2 separate regions of the Homo sapiens genome follow, and region 2 is linked to region 1. A link is an interaction called in ENCODE POLR2A ChIA-PET data of the cell type or tissue named here. Cell type or tissue: A673. All regions are shown on one strand. Links, peaks and the distances in the headings refer to the core of each region. The heading gives the core; the rest is flanking DNA.

The links. Peaks named below come from ENCODE experiments on the same cell type or tissue, not always from the same donor. Only the 100,000 strongest peaks of a DNase experiment are listed, where the experiment ranks them.
Region 2: POLR2A ChIA-PET joins it to region 1 with 8 read pairs; 1 of 35 experiments calls an interaction of 5 or more read pairs at or near these places.

Annotation. Positions count from the first base shown.
Region 1 is chr5:21,876,366-21,884,748 of GRCh38, forward strand. All of the region lies in intron 6 of CDH12 (cadherin 12), which reads right to left. SNORA105A (small nucleolar RNA, H/ACA box 105A) reads left to right here and starts at 8,089; the gene lies at 8,089-8,204. It also overlaps the pseudogene HSPD1P1. In A673, for the core only: a CTCF peak has its summit at 5,166; DNase peaks (open chromatin) are centred at 3,436, 3,996, 4,436 and 5,106; H3K27ac peaks cover 5,325 bases.
Region 2 is chr5:21,646,331-21,654,713 of GRCh38, forward strand. The region is part of intron 2 of LOC105374685 (a long non-coding RNA gene); the gene reads left to right. Among named protein-coding and RNA genes, the nearest start is that of SNORA105A, 230 kb to the right of the region's middle. In A673, for the core only: no CTCF peak of the experiment used is centred there; a DNase peak (open chromatin) is centred at 3,871.

The DNA.
Region 1 (8,383 bases), core at 327-8,326:
ACTCTACATGCCTAACTCTACAATCTTGTTCATATTAGCCCCAGTGACTAAATCCTGACCATCATTTATACTTTCCGGTTGCTTCAATAGCAAAACTAGCTCTTAACTAGACCAGGATAAATCTGGAGGACATTTTAAGCTTTTATTTAGCACTTATTGTTTACATCTGGTATAGTCTCTTTCATTGACTAAACATTTCTACAATGTTTTCCTTATGCATTCTGCCACTACTTTTATTTGAAATGTTTACTATTTCTCACCTAGGTTATAGTGTTATAATATTTAATAGTCCAAATGTTGCTTGTCTTAACCTACAATCCACCTGTTGCTTCAGCCACATTTGTCTTTCAAAAATGTAAATTTAATTTTGTCCACAGCACTATCTCCAATGCTCTTCACAAATGTGCCTCTCTCATTTCCAGGCTTATCTTTGTCTCTTCCCTGTCTACTTTATGTTGCCTCAATATAATAGAGTTCCCTAAGATTCAGGGCTACTTCATATTATGCCCTTTATACATGCTGTTGTCAAAATCAGAAATGTTCTTTTTCAGGCCACATGCCACTGGTGGCTCACACCTGTAACCCCAGCATTTTGGGAGGCCTAGGAGGGTGGATCATGTGGAGACCAGGAATTGGAGAACAGCCTGGCCAACATGGCAAAACCCTACCTCTACTAAAAATACAAAAATTAGTCAGGCATAGTGGCACTTGCCTGTAGTCCCAGCTACTTGGGAGACTGAGGGACGAGAATTGCTTGAACCCATGAGGAGAAGGTTGCAGTGATCCTAGATTGCACCATTGTACTCTAGCCTGGGTGACAGAGTGAGATTCTGTCTCAGAAAAGAAAAAAAAAAAGAAGAAGAGGTGAGTGTTCTTTTTCATTCAGGTAAACTTCGTTCCATTTTAAAGACTGGCCTCAATAGCTCCACTTCTAGAAACTCGTTTCCATATGCTCAGAGTGTCTTGTTTCCTGTCTCATTTTCCACTGTCTCTTCCACAAGTCTGTAAGTTAACATCTAGAGAGTATTACTACTTTATTTATTTATTTATCTATTTATTTATTTATGGAATCTCAGAACCTACAACAGAGCTTGGTATATAATAAGTACTTAATACATGTCTATTGTGTAAGTTAATAAAGGAACAAATAAGTCTGGCTAAGAAAATACTTTTGATCAGCTGATGTTAGAAGTTTTCAATCAAGCCTTTGGATCTCTTGATTCAGCCACAAGGCTCAATGTCAATAGTTACAATATCGATATCCCATCAATAGTTATGGCAGTGATGACACTGCTTTGTTGTCTGTTACAGAAATCAATGGAGCAGCTTCAAATGAAAAATGTCTAGAGAAATCTTCAGAGCAGTGACAAAAGAATGCAATAAACCAATTATTAGCATTTTGGCAATCCTGACACCTCAAGCCATGCTAAGTCTACAGAAGAGTGTACAATTCTACTTTCCATTACCAGATAGAGCATGAGCTTTCATAAAACAAAGGACTGCATTGATACCCATTAGAAAAATGGATATCATGTGTGGAAAATCCATTAAAATAAAGTCTAGAACTTATTATAGCAGTTCACATTATCTGAAGGCAAGTGAACTTGATACTGATTATTTCATAAACTCAAAGTCACGATGATGCCACATGACTTTGCAATACTTGCAAAAGTGCTTATGAATCCAGATAAGTAATGATAGAAATAGTGTCTGTCTACAAAGTATTAATAACTGTACACATTATATTGTTTAAATATTCCTAGCTAATAGAGAAAACTTTATTTGTGCATGAGACTCTGATTTCATATTAAGGTTTTGTTTCTCCTGTGTTGCCATGGTTAAATGCTACAGTAATTTAGGGTGGTATTTGGGTTAGTAATTGTTACAAAAATAAAAGACTTGGAAGCCTACTTGTTTTGCAAGATTCATTGTAATGCAATTACTCAAAGCAGAAGTTCACTGTAGCTAAATGAAAATTAAACTTTATTATATTTCATATGCCTTCTGATCCAAATTCTCCAAATACGTTTATTAATGAGATCAGTTTCTTCATCTATAAAATGGGAGGTTTGAACAATACTCACTAGTCACGGTGTTTCACACCTGTAATCCTAGCAGTTTGGGAGGCTAAGGAAGGTGGATCACTTGAGCCTAGGAGTTGCAGACCAGCCAGGGCAACATGGTGCAACCCTGTCTCTACCAAAAATACAAAAAAAAAAAAAAAAAAATTAGCCAGGCATGGTGGCATGGCCTGTGGTCCCAGCTACTTGGGAAGATGAGGTGGGAGGGTCACTGGAGAATGAGAAGCAAAGTTTGCAGTGCTGAGATCCTGCCACTGCACTCCATCTTCTACAATACAGCTTGGATGACAGTAAGAGACCCTGTTGAAAGAAGAAAAGAAAGAAAGAAAAGAAAGAAAAAAAGAAAGAAAGAAAGAAGAAAGAAAGAAAGAAAGAGAAAAGAAAAGAAAAGAAAGAGAGGGAGAGAGAGAGAAAGAAAGAAAGAGAGAGAAAGAAAGAAAAAGAAAGAAGAAAGAAAAAGAAAAGAAAGGAAGAAAGAAAAAGAAAGAAAGAAAGGAAAGAAAGAGAGGGAGGGAGGAAAAAAAGAAAAAAGAGAAAAATGTCTATGTTGATATTCTATCCAAAAAGACTAACTGTATTGAGAGTTGCTGAAATTAAATTTTGATGGATTTTTCCATTTTCCGTTCACATGCTATCAAATTTTTACTTCACATGGTTCTCTCTCAAGAGTGGCTGGTATGATTTGCATTTGAAGGAGTTACAGTATAGTAATCATTCTCATGATGACTTGCATGTTCACACTATAAAAAAAACTTTAAAAGTTGGACAGCAGTTTCAAAGCCCACTGAAAACAAATTAAAATATATATGTCATTACTATTTCATAGGATAACAGTTTATCTATTAACCACTTTGAACTTTTTAAGCAGCACATTAAAAGAAAGAAAAGATAAGAGCCATTCTATCACTAAAGTATAATTTTGATGCACACTACAGGGAACAGTGAACTTAACCTAGTGCCTCCACAATACATGCAGATATCTGGAAGACGTTTTTGTTACTTATGGCAGTGAAATATATTTGATGCTACTTTAAAGTGTGTATTTGATGACAAAAGTTGAATTAACTATACTATTATCTCTAAGTGAAAGCTACGGCTCTTAATCAATTAAGTTATTATTCCCTTATCTATCATGAGGCTTCTCTCATTATACTAAAAGTATTTTTAAAAATATTTTGGTCAATATATCATTATGTGGAATTTTTTATGTATAGTATTTTTTAAAGCTTTCAAGTTGTAAGCCAGGGGTAAAATATAGTGCAGATTAAAAAATAAAAAGAGATTAAAAGTTTAAGGGAGAGTGAATTATAGCTAGATCAGATTACCCATGAATTTATTTTATGACCCAGCCAAAGAGATGGAAAGGAAACCTAATGAAAAGCGGTCGACAGCAAGAACAAATTCTTCAGGATCACAAGAGGATTCGGAATATTAAAGTCATGGATTCAATTAATAGTTGATCTAACAGGTAGATGGAAAACTTAGAGAATGGCAGTTTTGCCTGGTACAATTACAAATTATAAGTGAGTGGTCTTAAGAAAGAAGCTGTGAGCAGACAGTTCTGATGTCCTTGCTTATACTAATTTAGCAGCTGGCCCCAAAAGTCCACCTGGCAATCTGGAGTCCACAATGCTTGCTGGGACTCAGGGTCAGTTCCAAGTTATCAGCTTACTTCTTACAGTACTGAACCTGGGGCCACATTCAGGTAGAGGGTTCACCGACTTGGAAGTTTGAATAGCAGTTTTGTTCATTCCCTGAATTGTACCCTGATGAGTACCTATGGCTCAAACAAAGTTATATTTCCTTCCAACTACCTTACCCTTCAGTCAACAGTGTTGCTATCAGTGTTATCTTTTCTATAGAATCTGTTAGTTTCCTTCTACTGGAGTCATGCTTATGTCTTTCTTCTAGACTGTGACGTTAGGGCACTAAGTTCTTGTCTGTAGATGGGGATCATCCCAGCACTGGGGTGCTCTATATACAATGCTTTTCCTTCCTTCTTTCCTTCCTTCCTTCCTTCTTTCCTTCCTTCCTTCCTTCCTTCCTTCCTTCCTTCCTCCCTCCCTCCCTCTTTTCTTTCTTCCTTCTTTTCCTTCCTTCCTTCCTTCCTTCCTTCCCTTCTTTCTTTCCTTCCTTCCTTCCTTCCTTCCTTCCTTCCTTCCTTCCTTCCTTCTTTCTTTCTTTCTTTCTTTCTTTCTTTCTTTCTTTCTTTCTTTCTTTCTTTCTTTCTTTCTTTCTTTCTTTCTCTTTTCTCCTTCCTTCCTTCCTTTCTTTTCTTTTGCCCTAACATTTGTTTATCCACAGGCACTCACTCGTTGTGACGTCTAATAGAAAGTAGAGTCCCAGTGCACCCCAGCTCTCAGTATTTTTGATCGTGAGAGAGAAAGTTTCATGGAGTCAGGGTTTATCAATTTCTTGTTCTGAAGAGTGGGATTTTGCACTCAAGTGCAGAGTTGAATCGTCCATCATTTCCAGAGTACAGAAACATAGGAAACTTCACCTGTGTTTCTAGTGACTGTCTCTAAAGTTATATATTTAATGCCAGGGCACTTCTTTAGCTACCCCTCGGGGAGAATAATAAAATCTTAGTTTTTTATTTATAAGCCATCTATTAAGTGACCACTATTTTAGCAGCTCACACTGCACTATGCACAGAGAATATAAGGTATAAAAATGAATGAAAAAGAAAAATGAAAAAAAACTGCTGAAATGTAGTATTCTAAAAACTTTATTTTATATGATTTCTTTTGGGAAACTCAGAAAATACTTCTCATTTGCAACTCTCTCTTCTTTCCTAAAACAGGAGAGGAACTTAACAATATTTATGGAGCTATTACAATGTGTCAAACATTGTGCAAAACATTTTATATGCATTCTTATATTTAATGCTTAAACCCATCCTATTTTCTATTATTTGCACCATTTCTATAAATGCAAAACTAACATCTAGATGATGACGCGGGTTGTCTGGAGTCTTGACTTTTAGTTAAGTGGTGGAGCTGGGGCAAACTCAAACAGTTGACACCAAAGCCATTGCTCACAGCCACTACCCTAGTCCACCTCCAGGGAACAGAGAAGTTCTTCATAAAATAACTAAGCTGTTTTATTTTGTTTGTTTGGACATTCTTGGCACAACATATTTTTTCCATTTTTTTTAAATTTGGAATTGAACTTTCTAGAAATACACTACTCATTTTTGTTTACTTAAGTAAACAAATAGTCTATTTGGTTAAACTTCGTATCATTTTTATATATTAGTTTATCTGATACAAAATGGTTACTAATGGATCTGCATATATAATTTCAAATTACCTGAATACTTAAAAAGTATGCAAGGAATTTTCCACAGTAGCTACACTTGCCTAAGATCAGATATGCATAATATGTTTTGAATCATGGATCTTTTTTCTTTTGTTCTTATTAATATCATTTAAAAATCTAGCACCATTGTAATTCACATGTTGATACTCTGCAAAAGTGAGAAGAAATCAGTCTAATATCCAGGCTGTGAATGTAGATGCATTTTGATAGTTTATGATGTATTGATTGGAAATTCAAGATAAATAATAAGCGTTTTACTAAAATGAAAACTAGATTACAAAGCAATATTTGTAAAGATATATCAAACAATATTGCCAGTATTTAATTAGAGCCAATGTTCAGGTTTCAGTAATACCATTTTAGCTTCAGACGGTTATTGTCACTGGATTTCTTTGTTATGCCATTATAAATTAAGCAATGATGCATCATGATGATTCTTCCATTACTGGAAGTCACATTTTATCTGAATTTATTCTCATGTCCAAATGTTTGTGACGTATATTTAATTTGCTTATTGCCACATGCACAGCCACACACAGAGGATGACGTAAAGCAATCATAGAAATTAACAAAAAGACGTATTTTTATTACTTTATCAGTATTTCAAATTGATTTTTAAATCAGAAAAAAACAGGTTATTTGAACCAGACATAGATTGGCTGTATTGCTCTCATAATTTGGCAGATGTCTGTATGTTCCATTTATAGTACAACTGCCACATTTATTTGCTTTTTAAAAGTGATATATTAGCACTCTGTCCCTCACTCGCCGCCGACAACCTGTCTCGCCGCGCGCATGCCCTGCAGCCGCCCCACAGAAATGCTTCGGTTACCCACAGTCTTTCGCCAGATGAGACCAGTGTCCAGGGTACTGGCTCCTCATCTCACTCGAGCTTATGCCAAAGATGTAAAATTTGGTGCAGATGCCCGAGCCTTAATGCTTCAAGGTGTAGGTAGACCTTTTAGCCGATGCTGTGGCCGTTACAATGGAGCCAAAGGGAAGAACAGTGATTATTGAGCAGAGCTGGGGAAGTCCCAACGTAACAAAAGATGGTGTGACTGTTGCAAAGTCAATTGACTTGAAGGATAAATATAAAAACATTGGAGCTAAACTTGTTCAAGATGTTGCCAATAACACAAATGAAGAATCTGGGGATGGCACTACCACTGCTACTGTACTGGCAGGCTCTATAGCCAAGGAAGGCTTCCAGAAGATTAGCAAAGGTGCTAATCCAGTGGAAATCAGGAGAGGTGTGATGTTAGCTGTTGATGCTGTAATTGCTGAACTTAAAAAGCAGTCTAAACCTGTGACCACCCCTGAAGAAATTGCACAGGTTGCTATGATTTCTGCAAATGGAGACAAAGAAATTGGCAATATCATCTCTGATGCAATGAAAAAGGTTGGAAGAAAGGGTGTCATCACAGTAAAGGATGGAAAAACACTGAATGATGAATTAGAAATTATTGAAGGCATGAAGTTTGATTGAGGGTATATTTCTCCATACTTTATTAATACATCAAAAGGTCAGAAATGTGAATTCCAGGATGCCTATGTTCTGTTGAGTGAAAAGAAAATTTCTAGTGTCCAGTCCATTGTACCTGCTCTTGAAATTGCCAATGCTCACCATAAGCCTTTGGTGATAATCGCTGAAGATGTTGATGGAGAAGCTCTAAGTACACTCATCTTGAATAGGCTAAAGGTTGGTCTTCAGGTTGTGGCAGTCAAGGCTCCAGGGTTTGGTGACAATAGAAAGAACCAACTTAAAGATATGGCTATTGCTACTGGTGGTGCAGTGTTTGGAGAAGAGGGGTTGACCCTGAATCTTGAAGATGTTCAGCCTCATGACTTAGGAAAAGTTGGAGAGGTCATTGTGACCAAAGACGATGCCATGCTCTTAAAAGGAAAAGGTGACAAGGCTCAACTTGAAAAACGTATTCAAGAAATCATTGGGCAGTTAGATGTCACAACTAGTGAATATGAAAAGGAAAAACTGAATGAATGGCTGGCAAAACTTTCAGATGGAGTAGTTGTGCTGAAGTTTGGTGGGACAAGTGATGTTGAAGTGAATGAAAAGAAAGACAGAGTTACAGATGCCCTTAATGCTACAAGAGCTGCTGTTGAAGGAGGCATTGTTTTGGGAGGGGGTTTTGCCCTCCTTCGATGCATTCCAGCCTTGGACTCATTGACTCCAGCTAATGAAGATCAAAAAATTGGTATGGAAATTATTAAAAGAACACTCAAAATTCCAGCAATGACCACTGCTACGAATGCAGGTGTTGAAGGATCTTTGATAGTTGAGAAAATTATGCAAAATTCCTCAGAAGTTGGTTATGATGCTATGGTTGGAGATTTTATGAATATGGTAGAAAAAGGAATTATTGACCCAACAAAGCTTGTGAGAACTGCTTTATTGGATGCTGCTGGTGTGGCCTCTCTGTTAACTACAGCAGAAGTTGTAGTCACAGAAATTCCTAAAGAAGAGAAGGACCCTGGAATGGGTGCAATGGGTGGAATGGGAGGTGGTATGGGAGGTGGCATGTTCTAACTCCTAGACTAGTGCTTTACCTTTATTAATGAACTGTGACAGGAAGCCCAAGGCAGTGTTCCTCACCAATAACTTCAGAGAAGTCAGTTGGAGAAAATGAAAAAAAGGCTGGCTGAAAATCACTATAACCATCAGTTACTGGTTTCAGTTGACAAAATATATAATGGTTTACTGCTGTCATTGTCCATGCCTACAGATAATTTATTTTGTATTTTTGAATAAAAAACATTTGTACATTCCTGATACTGGGTACAAGAGCCATGTACCAATGTACTGCTTTCAACCTAAATCACTGAGGCATTTTTACTACTATTCTGTTAAAATCAGGATTTTAGTACTTGCCACCACCAGATGAGAAGTTAAGCAGCCTTTCTGTGGAGAGTGAGAATAGTTGTGTACAAAGTAGAGAAATATCCAATTATGTGACAACCTTTGT
Region 2 (8,383 bases), core at 155-8,154, 230 kb before region 1:
ACCCGTACTTCCAGCTACTTGGGGGGCTAAGGCGAGAGGATGACTAGAGCCCAGGAGGTTGAGGCAACAATAAGCTATGATCATGCCACTGAATTCCAGCCTGGGTGACAGAGTAAGCCTCTGCCCCCGTACCCCCCCAAAAAAGGAAATACATACATAAATATATTGTCGTATATATTGTTTTACTGTTTTAAACATGGTTTCCTTTAGTTCTTTGAACATGCTTATAATTGCTGCTTTGAAGTGTTTATCTTCTAATTCCAACATCTGAGCCCTCTCAAAAGCAATTTCTGTTTCTTCCTTTGTTATGTTTTGGTTTGGGTTTTGGCTTCGGCTCCTTTGTATGAATCACACTTTCCTGTTTCTCTTTCTTTATATGACTTACAATGACATATGATTTTTGTTGTTGAAAACTGGAATATTTATATCTATACACACACATGTGCACACACACATGCCCACACAGACACACACACATTCCACATTCTATAGCTTTGTCATTGTTTTTGTTTGGGTATTAACAATTATATTACCTGGTCTATCTTCTTCCATTTTCCTTCACATGTAACCAGTTAAACATTGTGTTAACAATTAAATTTATGACTAATTTTTGCAGTATTATATAATTTGAAAATTTTTATTATAATGATAAAGTGGTCAATTAATCAAGAATACACAGCAATCTCAATTGTGCACTTTATAACAAAGCTTCAAAATATGAACAAAAGCAAATATAACTTCAAGGAGAAATAGACAACTCTACACTTGTAGTATAATAATAGTTCAACACTGTTTTTCCTTTTTTTTTTTTTTTTTTTGAGATGAAGTCTTGCTCTTGTTGCCCAGGCTGGAGTACACTGGCACAATCTCGGCTTGCTGCAACCTCTGCTTCCCGGGTTCAAGCAATTCTTCTGCCTCAGCCTCCTCAGTAGCTGGGATTACAGGCGACCGCCACAACACCCAGCTAATTTTTGTACTTTTAGTAGAGACAGGGTTTTGCTATGTTGTCCAGGCTGGTCTCGAACTCCTGACCTCAGGTGATTCGCCCACCTCAGCCTCCCAAAGTGCTGGGATTACAGATGTGAGCCACCACGTCCGGCCTGATTTTTCAATACTTAATAGAAAAATAAGTCAGCACTTAAGCAAAGACATAGAAGAACTGAAGTAAACTATCAACAAATTTGATTTAATTGACCATTAGAGAACTTTCCAAAAATGCACATTATTTGCAAATATTCATGGGAAATTTGCAAGAACATAATATTCTGGGTCATATCACAAGGGCCAATAAATTTTAAGAGATTCAAATCATATAATTACTTCCTCTAACCATAATGCAATTATATTAGAAATCAATACATATCTGAAAAATCCCTAAATGTCGGAACAAAATGTTATAATTACAAAAAAGCCATGGGTCAAATAACAAATTAAAAGCAAAATTAGAAAGTATTTGAGTTTAATGAAAATGAAAAAGAGCTTATCAAAATTTTAAGATGCAACTGAAGCAATATTTATATATTTTTACCACTGAGCATTTATGGTAGAAGAAGAAAGATATTTCAGTTTCAACCATAAAAACTAAAAAGAGAAGAGCAAATGAAAACCAAAATAAACAAAAAAATGAAATAATAAAGATCAGTGAAGAAACCATGCAAATAGAAACAGAAAAGCAATAAAGAAATCATAAGCTGGTTCTCAGTGAAGATTAAAAATGAATTGATAAACCTGTAGGTGGGCTGATTAAGAGAAAAAGAGAAAAGACAAAAATTACCAGTATATTAATAATAAAAGAAGTTATATCACTATGTATCATTCCTATTTTAGATGGATAATAAAAATAACATGAACAACTTGATGCTAATACATTTGATAATTTAGTGAAATGAACACACAAATACTAAAAAAGCTCACTGAAAAAATAATATAAATATTCCTATATATGTTAAATAAATTGAATGTGTTGTTTAAAAAAATCTTCTTATAAAGGAAACGCCTGGTCCAGAAGGAAGTATTTTTTCTGAAAAGTAACGGGGAATGCTTGAGGATAGTCTTATGTTCATTGTCTTAGCAATCAGATGATTACAGTATAAACACACAAACTAATAAGTACTCCTCACATTGAATTATATATAGCAGTGAGAATGAATGATGTACATAGCATGCAAGAATAGGGAGGAACCTTCCAATTATAATGTTGAGCAAAAGAAGACAGACACTTGCTATCTGATTCTACGTATATAAAGTAAAACAGTAAATACAACTACTTTTGCAGTTTAAAAGTCAGGATAATTGTTACCCATCATTAGTCTGGTAGTGACCACAAGGGGGTATTGAATTGTTGGCAATGTTCATCTTTTTCCCATAATGTCCATTACATGAAGTGTTCATCAATTTATTACAATTAGTTGAAAAAATCAGTTAAGACATTTGCACTTTCCTATACATGTTATAGTTTGATAAAAAAGTTTTAAAAATAGAATAATGATACCTGTTTTATTAAAAGACTGCTCCAGTAAACCACCTGCTGTTGATCTTACTTTCTAATACATTTCTAATACATCTTTCTAATACATTTCTAAATATATCTGTGCCTTTATTAGTAAGACTTGCTTCATTGGGTAGAAGAACAAATGAACAAATATTTCTAAAAAAAAAAGGTTAATGTTTTTCTTAAACATAAACACATCCTTAGATATATATTTACAAATAGGCTAGGACATCATTAGGTTTCCTATTTTCCACCACATGAATCATTTTTACATGTAAGTCACAATTGATTAGATAATGCTCCCATTGTTGCAAAAGTTTTTACTTGTTCATAAATTTTCCATTAACTAACATAGCACATTGCAACTTTTAGGACAATAAAAAAGAGTTAACATAAGCTGAAAAACACGTAGTTTAGACTGAAGTAACTAAATAAGTGCAAATACATTTCTGATAGTCTTATGAAAATCAATTTATTATTGCCCTGATTGAAAAAAAATCTCTTCAAGATATTAAACACAAGCAAATATAAAATACATGACATGTGATTAGCTCAGTTCATATTTCTCTACCAGAAAAGTAAGCTGAAACTTATTGCTGAATAGTGCTTATTTTCTTTTATTTTGAGGGAGAAACTTACAGTTTTATACAGGTGCTTTTATCCAATATTTCACTTATTTTTCCCTTGAAACTTTACAATTTGTAATTCTGGGTTAATAATTCACTGGAAACAAAGTTTGGAAGTAGATGAGGTATAAATAATAAATGAATGGGTCTTAGTTGATAAAATATTAATATATTGGTCAAAAGTAGATAATGATTAATTTTTCAGCCCAAATTTCAACATTCCTGTCAGGTGAGAAATTTATAGGATGAGAAAACAATGATGTACTGTAACCTGCCATGAACTATTTTTATTCAATCACAACCTGGACTGGAGAAAGAGTAGTTAATTATCCCCACCTTGGTGGAAATAAATAATGGAAAAACATGTTGCTGAAAAACAGTAGATGTCTTTAAATCATTAATGAATGGGAGAGTTTGCAATAGAACACTTCAATTTGGGTGAACCTCTATTCTGAAATGCCAAATCTCTTTTATCCAGACATTAAATGTATTACTTTAGGAATTCCTTCCTTCGTGGATATTTTGGTCCAGGGTAGAAATCTTAAATTATTGATTAGATTACCACTAGGCTGTCATTTACAATAGTATCAGCTACAGATAAACTATCGTGCTGCAGTGGGAGAGCTTCAAATCTCATCTTTAATGCTATCAGAACAGAGTGCACCTAGGAATCTCTCTACACTCAACCTCAAAGATTTATGAGCTTCCAACCCAAATACAGCATTGTATTTCGAGTATCTTGGGAAATGAATCAGACAGTCAACATCGTTTATTTGAACTGGCATTGGCATTTATCCACAAGTGAATAATAAGACCCCCTAAGGTGAAGATAGCAAGGAGCAGTCATTTTAAATTTTAAAACATGAGTATTGGTCTAACACCAGGGGAAAAAAGTAAAAATTTTTTAAATTAAACAAATTTTAAACTTTTGCAATAAACAAATATATGTTTGTTGTCTTCTAATGTTTGTGTACATTTCATAAATCCATGTCATGCAAAGTAGTAATCTTCATTTTAATGTCATCGCTTTTGGTTTTATTTGATCATACCTTCTTAGATATAATGAAGTTCTAATCACCTAAAGGCAAGTTGTCCACAGTGAGTAAAAATGCTGAGGAATAAACATAATGAAAAGTAGGTTTTACTCTGATATTGATATCCCCCAGGATTTTCAATATTGATATTGAAAATGTGTTAAATATAAAACTAAATAATAAACCCAAATAAACTGGATACCATCAACTAATTTAAAAATATTTAAACTATGACATTAACTCAAAGAATTAGCTTTTCTCTTTTCTTTACCTTCCTTCTCTCCTTCTTTCCTTCCCTCCTTCATTCTTTCTCTTCCTCTCTCCCTCCATCTCTCCCTCCTTCCCTCGCTTCCTTCCTCCTTTTGACCTTCCTTCCTTCCCTCCCTCCCTCCCTCCCTCCTTTCTTTCTTTCTTTCTTTCTCTTTCTTTTCTTTTCTTTTCTTTTCTTTTCTTTTCTTTCTTTCTTTCTTTCTTTCTTTCTTTCTTTCTTTCTTTCTTTCTTTCTTTTCTTTCTTCCTTCCTTCCTTCCTTCCTTCCTTCCTTCCTTCCTTCCTTCCTTTCTTTCTTTCCTCTTCCTAGTACAAGTTAGGATTAGAATTCAGAATATCTGATGAGCTGTGGAAAAAAATTATTCTGGTACTGAAAAAAAATGCCATTTGTAAATACATAATAAAGCATTGAAATATAGAATTAAAAAAAGAATAATGATCAATTAATATGATTTTAGAAAACAAACTTTTCTAGTAAATTGATAAGGTAAAGATAAAAATCATAATTCAGTTAAAGCTTAATAATAGCATGTATGTTCTTAACCTACCATCACTTACATTTTTAGTTAAGTGAAATGTGGTTAGCTACATGTTAAGTATGAGATTGGTGGCTCCATCATGTACAATACATATGAGTCCCAGAACTATCACATTGATAAATAAAACTGTAAATCTACCACTTTCTTTCCTCAAAGTAATTCCCAGGGTAAAAATAATTTTTTTTTTTTTTTTTTTTTTTTTTTTTTTTTTGAGACGGAGTCTCGCTCTGTCGCCCAGGCTGGAGTGCAGTGGCGGGATCTCGGCTCACTGCAAGCTCCGCCTCCTGGGTTCACGCCATTCTCCTGCCTCAGCCTCCCAAGTAGCTGGGACTACAGGCGCCCTCCACCACGCCTGGCTAATTTTTTGTATTTTTAGTAGAGACGGGGTTTCACCGTTTTAGCCGGGATGGTCTCGATCTCCTGACCTCGTGATCCGCCCGCCTCGGCCTCCCAAAGTGCTGGGATTACAGGCGTGAGCCACCGCGCCCGGCCGAAAATAATTTTTTTTAATTAAACTTCATGGCTGTAAGAATACAAGGGCATTTAAAAATAAATAACCTCACAGTATGATGTTTTTCAAAAAATGAAAATTAAAAAACTGTAAGCACTAATTAATGTAAACATTGATAAACTTTATTACATAACAATGTTGACAACTAGATGATGATGTCAAAGTGTAAAACCAACCAGAACAACTACTGCAGTTTTTAGAAGTCTTTAAATTGTAAATGCAAATGATAAGTCTAGGAAAGTAACTGAACCCAAAATGACAGACTAGGTTCTAATTTCTAGAAAATATAAATGAATGGGCTAAAAAAAAGTGGTCCAATTTTTTCAATATTGAGAAAATATCTTGAAAAAAATCTCTCTTGCAAACACACACACACACGAATATACAAGTGATTATAAAACAAATGAGAACATAGTCACCAAAAATTAAATCTATGGAAATGCAGAAAACAATAATAGAATGCTATTTTGGCTCATCATATTAGTTACATTTAATTAAAAATGTTTAATAATTCACCTTGGTGAAAACACAGCAAAAATGTGCATAGCTATTAGTCTATCATTGTTTATAACAGAAACACACATACTACCAAATTTTAACAACAAAAATGAACATAAAGAGAAGAACAATGATACAAATTGTGATGCATTCATTACAACAAAATACTGCACATACCATATTTAGTAAAATGAAATACATCTATGTGTTCTGATTGTGAAAATTTCCCCATAACTTTTGATGTTGAACATGATACAAAATATGGCTGTCCATTGTGTTGTAGTTGTATCTATATAAGACATTTTTCCAAAGATAAGAGAATAAATTGTAGAGCTTTAATTTTTATTATTAGTATCTGTATTAATATTCTTATGTTATTATTATTCTATAATTACAATATTTTATTGCTGAACCTCTTTGTTATTCTCATTTAATTATTAGTGATAAACCAGTTTAAATTTTTTAAAAATAACATATTTAACATGTTTTTAAAAAATCCTGAAATTGTTGCAATTCCATTTTTGTTGGGAGGAGAATAGATAGCCTGAGAACATAGGCTGCTTGGTTCCTTGCAAGGCATGGGGGTGAGAGAGCAGAGCCCCATTACTAGGAGATCAGGAACAAGAGCAAGAGAGAGAATAGGAATCACTCACGCCCTTTACGCCTATTAGTGTTTACCTGGTATTCTCTTGTATAAAATGAGATTCTGAAACTAAGAGCTCATGAAGAGTCCTTCAAAAGCTATTCTTCTTTTATACAATCTGTGAAAACATCTTGAATTGAAAAAAAAAACTTTCTATTTTCTCTGAGGAGACTATATGGGAAATAGATTATTGCTTGATAATGGAAACTATATAGTCAATATTATCATCCAAACATCACCTGTGTATTCTTGCAAAAAAAAAATCTTAAGTTTAATCAAGAACCCAGAAATTTAATAGAGTTTACAGAAAATATAGTGCATTAGGGAAGATGTTAAACGTGAAGAAATAATCTGAGAAATAATGTAGAACTTGACAATTAATGTAAAATCTTCTAATATCACAGTCACGAAAAATGCTTAAAAAGGTTAGAGTCACTAAGAAATCATTGCATTGCAGGCTAAAAAAACACAAAAAATGTCACTTAAAGCAAAACAATCAAACATAACTCATGTTGCTTTTTTGTTTGTTTTGGTTCCTGGTTTAGAAAAGCAAACTCTATGAAAGATATTTCTGATAATAAAACAAAATTCCTGAGAAAAATTTGAGTTTGGATTTGATATTAGATGATAAGATGATTATTTTAATTTAGTCAATTGTGGTAATTATATTATAGATGTAGGGATGTAGCATTTCTTTATTCTTATGAAATATTTAATAAATATTTAGAGATGAATTGTCATGATTTTTCTGACACAAATTCAGATTGAGAGAGAGAGAGAATAAGAGAAAGCAAATATACAAAAATAATAGTTGTTGAATCTAGGTGGAAGACTTATGGGTGTCTATTGTACAATTCTGTCAACTCATTTATATCTAAAAATTAATAAAATTTGGGAAGTAAATATCATTAAGTGCTGACATGTAACTAAAAGTTATACAGAACTTTATAATCTAAAAATTTGTCTCTAGAAAAATTATCGGCTGCTTGATAAAGCTAATTGTGTTAAGGGCTTATTAATGATTCTGTGGATTTCTTTGAATAACAGGTTTTGCAATGGGAAGACTAAATTTTTTACATTATTTGTATTTAGTATTTTTAACAGGTCAATAGCTTGTTAATTAAAATATGTGGCTGTAAACTTGGCATGCGGTCATATTTCTCCCTAGATAACAAATAACTTTCCTTCTCTTGCTATGGAATTTAAGTCATGCACTTATATGAAGATAGATGGATTTCCCAGTAAATTCACAAACAGTTTAAAGTACAAACAAGGCCAGAAGATACACACACATCACTACCATCATAAATATTTGATAATGATTATTTTCAAAAGACATGAAAGAAATTAGCATATGAAATATGAGTCTTTTGTGACTCCTTTCGTATTTTTATTTTAAACGTTTTTTAAAACTTTTTTTTTCCACTGTGTGTATGTGGATAGCGGATTTTAGACAGTTGGTACCATAGTTTGTTCAGTGAAGTTCTTAAATTATAATTGAAAACACAGGCTTAATGACTGCCAGGCATGACAGACACCGAAGGGCTGAAGACCCATCATGAAGCTCAGAACAAATGCAGCATTTAATTTAATTTTAATAAAGTGAGAAGCAAGATGTATAAATCAGAATTACATTCAAATCTAAAGAAGCCTTAGTATGTTTTTTTAGGAAGGGTCAAGGCCCATTTATCTGAGTGAACCTGAAAGATTTAATGTTTAGAACAGCTGGAATACCTCTGCAGGAAACTGTTATCCTCTCTTTGGAAAGGTGT